2 separate regions of the Homo sapiens genome follow, and region 2 is linked to region 1. A link is an interaction called in ENCODE POLR2A ChIA-PET data of the cell type or tissue named here. Cell type or tissue: GM12878. All regions are shown on one strand. Links, peaks and the distances in the headings refer to the core of each region. The heading gives the core; the rest is flanking DNA.

The links. Peaks named below come from ENCODE experiments on the same cell type or tissue, not always from the same donor. Only the 100,000 strongest peaks of a DNase experiment are listed, where the experiment ranks them.
Region 2: POLR2A ChIA-PET joins it to region 1 with 5 read pairs; 2 of 35 experiments call an interaction of 5 or more read pairs at or near these places.

What each region holds. Positions count from the first base shown.
Region 1 is chr20:34,653,961-34,659,337 of GRCh38, reverse strand. PIGU (phosphatidylinositol glycan anchor biosynthesis class U) reads left to right here. Exons shown (of 12, transcript NM_080476.5): 2 at 2,094-2,158. Among named protein-coding and RNA genes, the nearest start is that of PIGU, 20 kb to the left of the region's middle. In GM12878, for the core only: no CTCF peak of the experiment used is centred there; no DNase peak of the experiment used is centred there.
Region 2 is chr20:34,745,069-34,750,445 of GRCh38, reverse strand. It overlaps NCOA6 (nuclear receptor coactivator 6), which reads left to right. Exons shown (of 15, transcript NM_014071.5): 9 at 1-1,043; 10 at 3,518-3,639. Among named protein-coding and RNA genes, the nearest start is that of TP53INP2, 43 kb to the right of the region's middle. In GM12878, for the core only: no CTCF peak of the experiment used is centred there; a DNase peak (open chromatin) is centred at 2,815; H3K4me3 peaks cover 615 bases; H3K27ac peaks cover 1,209 bases.

The DNA.
Region 1 (5,377 bases), core at 251-5,250:
GACGGGGCGGCTGGCCGGGCGGGGGGCTGACCCCCCCACCTCCCTCCCGGACGGGGTGGCTGGCCGGGCGGGGGGCTGACCCCCCCACCTCCCTCCCGGACGGGGCGGCTGGCCGGGCGGGGGGCTGACCCCCCCACCTCCCTCCTGGACGGGGCGGCTGGCCGGGCAGAGGGGCTCCTCACTTCCCAGTAGGGGCAGCCGGGCAGAGGCGCCCCTCACCTCCCGGACGGGGCGGCTGGCCGGGTGGGGGGCTGACCCCCCCACCTCCCTCCCGGACGGGGCAGCTGGCCGGGCAGAGGGGCTCCTCACTTCCCAGTAGGGGGTGGCCGGGCAGAGGCGCCCCTCACCTCCCGGACGGGGCGGCTGGCTGGGCGGGGGGCTGACCCCTCCGCCTCCCTCCCGGACGGGGCGGCTGGCCTGGCGGGGGTTGACCCCCACCTCCCTCCTGGACGGGGTGGCTGCCGGGCGGAGATGCTCCTCACTTCCCAGACGGGGTGGCTGCCGGGCGGAGGGGCTCCTCGCTTCTCAGACGGGGCGGCTGCCAGGCGGAGGGGCTCCTCACTTCTCAGACGGGGCGGCTGCCGGGCGGAGGGGCTCCTCACTTCTCAGACGGGGCGGTTGTCAGGCAGAGGGTCTCCTCACTTCTCAGACGGGGCGGCTGGGCAGAGACGCTCCTCACCTCCCAGATGGGGTCGCGGCTGGGCAGAGGCGCTCCTCACATCCCAGACGGGGCGGTGGGGCAGAGGCACTGCCCACATCTCAGACGATGGGCGGCCGGGCAGAGACGCTCCTCACTTCCTAGATGGGATGGCGGCTGGGCAGAGAGGCTCCTCACTTTCCAGACTGGGCAGCCAGGCAGAGGGGCTCCTCACATCCCAGATGATGGGCGGCCAGGCAGAGATGCTCCTCACTTCCCAGACGGGGTGGCGGCCGGGCAGAGGCTGCAATCTCGGCACTTTGGGAGGCCAAGGCAGGTGGCTGGGAGGTGGAGGTTGTAGCGAGCCGAGATCACGCCACTGCACTCCAGCCTGGGCACCACTGAGCACTGAGTGAACGAGACTCCGTCTGCAATCCCGGCACCTCGGGAGGCCGAGGTTGGCGGATCACTCGCGGTTAGGAGCTGGAGACCGGCCCGGCCAACACAGCGAAACCCCGTCTCCACCAAAAAAATACGAAAACCAGTCAGGCGTGGCGGCGCGCGCCTGCAATCGCAGGCACTGGGCAGGCTGAGGCAGGAGAATCAGGCAGGGAGGTTGCAGTGAGCCGAGATGGCAGCAGTACAGTCCAGCTTCGGCTCGGCATCAGAGGGAGACCGTGGAAAGAGAGGGAGAGGGAGACCGTGGAAAGAGAGGGAGAGGGAGACCGTGGAGAGAGAGAGAGGGAGAGGGTGAGGGAGAGGGAGAGGGAGAGGTTATTTATTATTTATAACACAGTATAATTTTAAGTATAAAGCATTCCATTATATAGAGATATATATTATGTCATAATTCATTGAAATAAATTTTCATTAATGGACATTCAGATTATTTCTAATTGTTCAGTACTCTGAACAGTGTAAGGAACATACCTCTTTGGGTACTTGTCAGGTTATTTCCATAGGATAAACTGCCCTAAGAAGTATCATATCTGGGTCAGAAGGCACACACTTAGAAAGCACATATTGCCCTGTCGAAAAGTTAATACAAATGTCACTCAAATGAGCAGCATATGAGAGTGACTGCCCATTTCCTCACACTATGGCAACATTTCTCACCAGCTTCTAATTTGTTATCTTATTGTGCTTTGGAATGGGGAAGATTAGGCATAAATGAGACATTTTTGAGAGTTGGTAAGAGTTACAAGGAACTAAAAGGAAGCAGATAGTTTAACATAAAACTGTCTTATAATGAGTGCTGCCCACAATGAAAAAGGATGCTGTCCATGAAAGAGAGTTTCCCGTCATCAGAAATGTTCAAGACTTAAAGCCACTTGCTGGGGATGAGGTAAAGGGGGTTAGATAAACGCTAAGGCCCTTTTTGGTTGTGGGGGTATCTAACAATTTGGTCTGTAGCTGCCTGCTTAGTCTGAGTGAACTTGTATATCTAATTTTTCAGTGGTTGAAGGCCTTTCACTGTTGGACTTGGGAGTATCTCCGTATTCTGGAGCAGTATTTCATGAAGTAAGTGTTCTTATTTTCTTTTCTGGGTACCAAGAGTAGTTTACAGTCACAGATACCAAAGCCTAACCTCTGTTTTGTACAAACATTTAAAAAGATGTATTCTTGACGATCATATTTAGAAACAGCCCGTTTTTAGATGTCCTCTGCATAAGAAAGAGGTTTTGCAATTGCAATGGAAATGATCCAGATTAAGATTGTAACTGGGGAAGCAGATGAGGCTTCTGTAGAAGTTACCATTTGTAAAGGCAAATAAGTTGCAAACAGTCCTTAGTCCGCAAATAGGTTGTATGCTAATTAGCATGTAATTTGTTGTTTGGAATATGATTTCCCATGAAAACTACGGCAGTAATGTTGTTTCCTTAGAAAGCCCAGAAAAACTTACTTAACCCATAAAATTAGCTTTTTTTTTTTTTTTTGGCAGGGTCTTATTCTGTCACCCAGGCTAGAGTGCAGTGACACAATCACGGTTCACTGCAGCCTTGACCTCCTGGGCTCAAGCGATCCTCCTACTTGAGCCTCCTTAGTAGGGACCACAAGTGTGCACCACCATGCCCAGCTAATTTTTATTTAAAATTAGCTCTTAAGAATAGTAAAAACAGGCCGGGTGCAGTGGCTCATACCTGTAATCCCAGCACTTTGGGAGGCCGAAGTGGGCGGATCACGAGGTCAGGAAATCGAAACCATCCTGGCTAACACGGTGAAACCCCGTCTCTACTGAAAATACAAAAGATTAGCTGGGCGCGGTAGTGGGCGCCTGTAGTCCCAGCTACTCGGGAGGCTGAGGCAGGAGAATGGCGCGAACCCGGGAGGTGGAGCTTGCAGTGAGCCGAGATCGCACCACTGCACTCCAGCCTGGGTGACAGAGCGAGACTCCGTCTCAAAAAAAAAAAAAAAAAAAATTATAAACAGGCCAGGCGCGGTGGCTTACACCTGTAATCCCAGCACTTTGGGAGGCCAACGCAAGTGGATCACGAGGTCAGGAGTTCAAGACCAGCCTGGCCAACGTGGTAAACCCCCAGCTCTACTAAACATACAAAAAATAGCTGGGCATGGTGGCAGGTGCCTGTAATCCCAGCTACTTGGGAGGCTGAGGCAGGACAATTGTTTGAACCCGGGAGGCAGAGTTTGCAGTGAGCCGAGACTGCACCATTGCACTCCAGCCTGGGCCACAGGGCGAGACTCCATCTCAAAAAAAAAAAAAAAAAAAAAAAGAATAGTGAAAACACTCTTAATTAGGTCCAGATTATCTCTTGTTTACAGCAACAGCTTCCTGACAGGTCTTTTTGCATTCAGTCTTGCTCATTCACTGTATTCTGTAGTCAGAGCCATCTTTCTAAAATGTGAATCTGTTTCTGTCACCGTCTTGCTCGGCACCTTTGAATGTTCACCATTCACCTCAGGATAAAATCCAGATACCTTAGAGGGGCATACAAAGCCCTGAAGACCCTCCTCACCACATCCATCACATTTCTTTCCACTGCCCTTTCCATTCTTTTTTATTTTTTTGAGACAGAGTCTTGCTCTGTCACCCAGGCTGGAATGCAGTGGCACGATCTTGGCTCACTGCAAGCTCTGCCTCCTGGGTTCACGCCATTCTCCTGCCTCAGCCTCCGGAGTAGCTGGGACCACAGGTGCCCGTGACTATGCCTGGCTAATTTTTTTTTGTGTTTTTAGTAGAGACGGGGTTTCATCATATTAGCCAGGATGCTCTCAAACTCCTGACTTCGTGATCCGCCTGCCTTGGCCTCCCAAAGTGCTGGGATTACAGGCGTGAGCCACCGCGTCCCACTGCCCTTTCCGTTCTTATTGGCCATATCATTTTAAAGAAGTTTTCTAATTTGACAATGTACCTTCTAATTTTTTTTTTTTAAAGACAGGGTCTTGCTCTGTCACCGAGGCTGGAATGTGGTGGAATGATCATGGCTTACTATAGCCTCAACCTCCTGGGCTCAAGCAGTCCTCCCACCTCAGCCTCCTGAGTAGCTAGGACTACAGACATGTACCACCACAGCTGGCTAATTTTTAAAAATTTCTTTGTAGAGATGGGGTCTTGCTATGTTGCCCAGGCTGGTCTTGAACTCCTGCACTCAAGTAATCCTCCTGCCTTGGCCTCCGAAAGTGTTGGGATTACAGGCATGAGCCACTGTGCTTGGCCTTAATTTTTTTTTTTTTTTTGAGACAGAGTCTCGCTCTGTCGCCCAGGATGGAGTGCAATGGTGCAATCTCAGCTCACTGCAACCTCTGCCTCCCGGGTTCAAGCGACTCCTCTGCCTCAGCCTCCCGAGAAGCTGGGACCACAGGCACGCGCCACCATGCCTGGCTAATTTTTGTATTTTTAGTGGAGACGGGGTTTCACCATATTGGCCAGGCTGGTCTCGAACTCCTGACCTTGTGATCCGCCTGCCTCGGCCTCCCAAAGTGCTGGGATTACAGCTGTGAGTCACCGTTCCTGGCTGGCCTTAATTTTTATAGTTATCTCTCTCATATGTACTTTGAGAACAGTTTTTTTTTGTTTGTTTTTTGGCTCTTCTGTCTAATCTTTCAAAAGCATTCAACTTGGTCCTCATAGAAATAACAGCTGTCTTTTGCATTTCAATTTTATTATCTCTGGGTTAATATCTAATCAAACTGCAATAACAAGAACTACTGGCAGAAACAGGTTAGGAACAACTTCAGAGACTTTTTTTTTTTTTTTTTTGAGACAGAGTTTTGCTCTTTTGCCCAGGTGGAGTGAAGTGGCGCCAACTCGGCTCATTGCAACCTCTGCAACCCCCTCCCCCTTCCCCCACCCTGGATTCAAGTGATTGTCCTGCCTCAGCATCCCAAGTAGCTGGAGTTATAGGCGTGTGCCACCACGCCTGGCTAATTTTTGAATTTTTAGTAGAGACAGGGTTTTGCCACCTTGGCCAGGCTGCTCTCGAACTCCTGACCTCAGGTGATCCACCTGCCTCGGCCTCCCAAAGTGCTAGGATTACAGGCGTGAGCCACCGTGCCCGGCCAAGAGACTCTTAATAAGCACACAGGGCCGGGCACGGTGGCTCACGCCTGTAATCCCAGCACTTTGGGAAGCCTAGGCGGGCGGATCACAAGGTCGGGAGTTCGAGACCAGCCTGGCCAATATGGCGAAACCCCGTCTCTACTAAAAATACAAAAAATTAGCAAGGCATGGTGGCAGGTGGCTGTAGTCCCAGCTACTCAGGAGGCTGAGGCAGGAGAATG
Region 2 (5,377 bases), core at 107-5,106, 91 kb before region 1:
CTCATGGGAATTCATGGCAACATGAACAATCAGCAGGCTGGTACTTCTGGGGTTCCTCAAGTGAACCTCAGCAACATGCAAGGCCAGCCCCAGCAGGGCCCACCATCTCAGCTGATGGGCATGCACCAGCAAATCGTGCCCTCCCAGGGCCAGATGGTCCAGCAACAAGGAACCTTGAACCCTCAGAACCCTATGATCCTTTCAAGGGCCCAGCTTATGCCACAGGGCCAGATGATGGTGAACCCCCCGAGCCAAAATCTTGGGCCCTCGCCCCAAAGGATGACCCCACCCAAGCAGATGCTTTCCCAGCAGGGCCCACAAATGATGGCGCCACATAACCAGATGATGGGGCCTCAGGGGCAGGTTTTGCTCCAACAGAACCCAATGATAGAGCAGATTATGACCAATCAAATGCAGGGGAATAAGCAGCAGTTTAACACTCAGAACCAGTCCAATGTCATGCCGGGACCAGCCCAGATAATGAGGGGACCAACTCCAAACATGCAAGGAAATATGGTGCAGTTTACGGGACAGATGTCAGGACAGATGCTGCCCCAGCAAGGGCCTGTGAACAACAGTCCATCTCAGGTTATGGGCATTCAGGGACAGGTCCTGCGGCCACCAGGGCCCAGCCCACACATGGCCCAGCAGCATGGTGATCCTGCTACTACAGCAAATAACGATGTCAGTTTATCTCAGATGATGCCTGATGTTAGCATTCAACAAACCAACATGGTCCCCCCTCATGTGCAGGCCATGCAGGGAAACAGTGCCTCGGGAAACCACTTCTCAGGCCATGGGATGTCTTTCAATGCACCTTTCAGTGGAGCTCCCAATGGAAATCAGATGTCCTGTGGTCAAAATCCAGGCTTCCCAGTCAATAAGGATGTCACGCTAACGAGCCCATTGTTGGTCAACTTATTGCAGAGTGACATATCTGCAGGCCATTTTGGGGTAAACAATAAGCAAAATAATACCAACGCAAATAAACCGAAGAAGAAGAAACCCCCTCGGAAGAAGAAAAATAGTCAGCAAGATCTAAAGTAGGTTGTGATGGTTTTGCCTCAAATTTTATTCATTTGTTTTCTGTGTGGATAACTTTTTTGATGGAAAATTTTACAGAATATAAAACTAGAATAGTATAATGAAATCCCCCTGCTTCAATAATTATCAACTCATAGTCTGTCTTGCCTTCATCTGTACTCTCTTCCATTACCCTTTTGAGTATTTCAAAGCAAATTCGCTGGGTAAATATTTCAGTGTGTGTCTCTAAAAGATAAGGACACTTTTTAATATGCCCGCACAATATTGTTAGCACACCTAGAAAACTAATACTTCCTTAGTACTCTCATATCCAGTGTTCAAACTTCCCTGATTATCTCAAATTTTTTTCTTACAATTTGTTCAAATAAGGATCCAAACAAGATTCATATGTTGCAATTGGCTGGTATATCTCTTAATTTTACAGTGTCGGGGGGTTTTGGCAATCAGAGCCTGAAAAGTAACCAGTGCTACCATATGGCAACTCCACAAAGCACTGACTTTAGGCTTATGATGGCTATTGGGGAACCAGAGAGGCCAAATGTGTTTTGGAAATTAAAACTACTGCTGTCTCTCAAATAGAAATGGTTTTTTTGCACAGGTGCCTTTCCTTTAAAGGCTCTTTATCATCCCTAGAAGCTTAAAACCCCACGCTAAGATGATTGGACCTTTTAAATCAGTTACCCTTTCAGTAAACGTTCTCCAGGTGAGTTATTTTGCAAGATCATAGCAGGAAAGGCAATTAACAATTTATATTTCATTTCCTGAAGCTAAGTATTAATTTGTGTTTCTGGGTTTGATAAAATGTTTCCAGAAGGAATATTCACTGAGCTATATTTTGTGCCTTTAATCATAAAAAAATAATAAATGAGGAAATAATGGCTAATGAATGTAAAACAGGTTAATTGAAATAAATTGTTAGAATTATAGAAAAAGAATCAAGAAACTTTATTTCAACCAGCTTAAATATTCAAAATTAAACCAACTACCTTTATCCCAGCCTTCCCACAACATTCTTTGTACTGTATTATATCATGCTCACTTGCCTCTTCTTGAATCTTATGCTTTAAAAGCTAATCATGGTGTATTATTAATGATAACCTATATTTTCCTGAATTCAAAGTTAATTATCTAATTTTTCTGATAGCTCTTTCTCAGTTAAATTCTTTACTAGCATCAACCTATGGGAATAATTATTTAATAAATATTTTATTCTCTCGGTAGTCTGGGAGTAAAATTGCAAGGTTATTCAGTTGCCTCTAGTGTGTATTTTTTGCCATCTTCACCAGCCCTTAGGGAAATTGGTTACTTAGGTCTACAAATTGTGAAAGGGACCTTACACAGCATCAGGACTCCCAGGAAAGGGAGACAGTGGATTTACAGGAAAAGTACCTGCTTCCAGCTCTACCACTACTTCACTGTGGAATCTTGGGCCTGTTTCATACACCTTTTTGGGCCTTAGTTTTCTCATTCATAACATGATGGGGCTGGACCAGATATCTGAGATTTCTTATCTCTACAATTTTCTGAAAGTAAAGGTTACCACTGAATTCTTGCCTGTAATTTAAAGTGAGAGAGAAGTCTTACAAGGAGCAAATTGTTATAGGTCTGGATGTGCTGACGATCTGCTTCAGGTTCTAAATTTCCATTTGCTGGGAGGCTTTTAAAGTGGATTTTTGTGGCTTATGAAACTGTACAGAGTATAATGAGACAAAACACTACCTAAAAGTGGGTGAACAAAATCAGGGCAAAGGGAAACTAAAGATAGAAAAGAAAAGTACAATTAGTACTGAGATTACAAACAAAATGAGGCCCGTGACCAGTCTTGTTCTTTGAGAATGTGGGTGTTAGTAGCTACAATTTCTTCATTTTTTTCTTCCTTACTAAAAATTTTAAGCTACACCCAGGTAAAAGCAAAGGCATCTCAAAGCAAATAGAGATGTCTGCAAATTCTCATTCTGCAGCAAAATCTTTGTGGTGGTGGTCTCAATCTTTCTTTGTTCTCTGAATACCATCAGCCAACCTATACAACCTTTTGCAAGGTGTTATGAATTGAGCCCCCACTGTTATATCCACAAAAAAGAAACAATCAGACCCCCTAGTTGAATTTGATCGCTACATTGAAGATAGTGTGGTTTCACAGGAACAGTACCTTGTAACATTGATAGTCCTATGATCAGGTCTTAAAACAGCTAAGGAATGGGTGATTACATGAAAATTATTGCACCAGGAATTTGTGGAAAGCATTCTGAGTAAATACAGTGCTGTTAGATTAAATGGATTTTAACATTTAATGAAATTGCCAGATTATTTTTATGCCAATATTTAATATTTTATCTAGACTAGAGAGAGATGAATAATGGTAATGCAAACATTTTAGTTCTTCAGAAATAGGGGAAGGGTTAAGCTAGTTTTGTGTATTTTCTATACAACTTATTCTAAAATATGTCACTTTTTTTTTTTTTTTTTTTTTTAGCACCCCAGATACTCGCCCAGCTGGTCTGGAAGAGGCTGATCAGCCACCGTTGCCTGGAGAACAAGGAATTAACTTGGATAACTCAGGCCCTAAACTGCCAGAATTTTCAAACCGGCCACCAGGTGATAAAATGTTAGCTAGATTATATACTTATTACATGTGCATGTGGCATTACAAGGCTTCCATGTCTTCAAGGAAACAATAGTATTTTATTTTATCTGCTAACTAGTCTACTTCAGTGATTTAATGTGTCTGGTATTTGGAAGCTTTGCCTTGATATTAAGTAAAAATTTCAAATATAACTTTTGAAGGCACATACACACACACATTCTATTCAAATTTGTCTTTGTTATTTTAAGTCCTCATAAAATCGGACTGAAATGTGGTTGGGCATGATGGCTCATCCACCTGTAATCACAGCACTTTGGGAGGCCAAGATGAGCAGATCGCTTGAGCGCAAGTGTTCAAGACCAGCCTGGGCAACATGGTGAAACCTTGTCTCTACTAAAAATTTTTTAAAAATTAGCCAGGTGTGGTGACACGCACCTATAGTCCCAGCTACTCAGGAGGCTGAGGTGGGAGCATCACCTGAGCCCAGGAAGTCGAAGTTGCAGTGAGCCATGATCATGCCACTGCACTCCAGCCTGGGACCCTGTCTCAAAAAAAAAAAAAAAAACCATGAAATGTGAAGTGCCTCTTTATTCTTGTCAATGTCAAGATTCTAGTTGGCATCAGAACAGGATAAGATTAAATGGAGAGATGATTTCACTCTAATCCTGCTTGCCTGCCTTTCCTGCAGCGTTTCTTCCTGGGGCTTCTCAAAGCAGGGAACTACCAGGGTTTAAAACAAGATGATCTTTTTTATAGAAGTTTCATTAATGAGTCTTTAAAATATAAAGAAGATATAAAGAATAAAAGAGACACCCATGTATCTACCACATAGGTTAATAATTTATAATAAATAGGACCAATATTGGAAGCCCCCTTTGTTGTATCCTCTCTGATTATAAAATAATACTATCCTTTAAATGTTGAAAAATTATGTCAAAGATGGAAAAGCTCCTAAAATTAATTCATTCAAACCTAGATATTATAGAACCAAGGCCAGCTGCCACAATATCTCTATACCTGGTTATCTTGGCCTGAGCAATGACTTGTAACTTTATTCCCCTATGACACGGTTGAAGATACACAACCCTTCACACTTAGGCCACTCTCCCCTGTGTGTACAGAGGGTATGTTTTGTTTCTTCCTCACTAGTTATTTCAACTTCTTTTTGGCATGAAAATGAGAGCGACATTATTTTAGGAGTAACCTTTAATCTACCCCTAATTTATGTATTTTAAAATTGAATCCAAACAAAAAGCTAAATCCATCATGATATCAATACTTTGTGTTATTTATTACAAATTATTTGGGCATATCACACTTCCCGTCAGTGAGATGCAGCAGCATAGCTGAGACTGGGAGGTCATCAGTCTTTGGGGAGTATGTCCAGAAGGCATTGAGAGCAGGAACATGCCTGCTTGCCTCAGACACATCTGAACTCTTCTTATAAGAATCCCAGGGGTCTTTGTATACATTTATTGCCTTCTTTCTGCAAACTGGGGGCCTGCAGGCTGAATTTGGCCTATAATGGTTTTGAGTTGCTATGCAGTGTCTTAAACAAAAGTCCGAGTTTAAATGCCTTTAAATAGGGCATCTGCTCTGCAGTTTGGCACTGTTGACAGGACTCCTGCTGTCTTATACCAGTCCACTTCTATTCTCTACTACCTGCCTGGCCCCTAAAGGCATAGGAGTTTGCATTCCCTGAGTAATAAATTCAGTTTGTGATTGTGTTATGGGCACTATGTGTGTCCT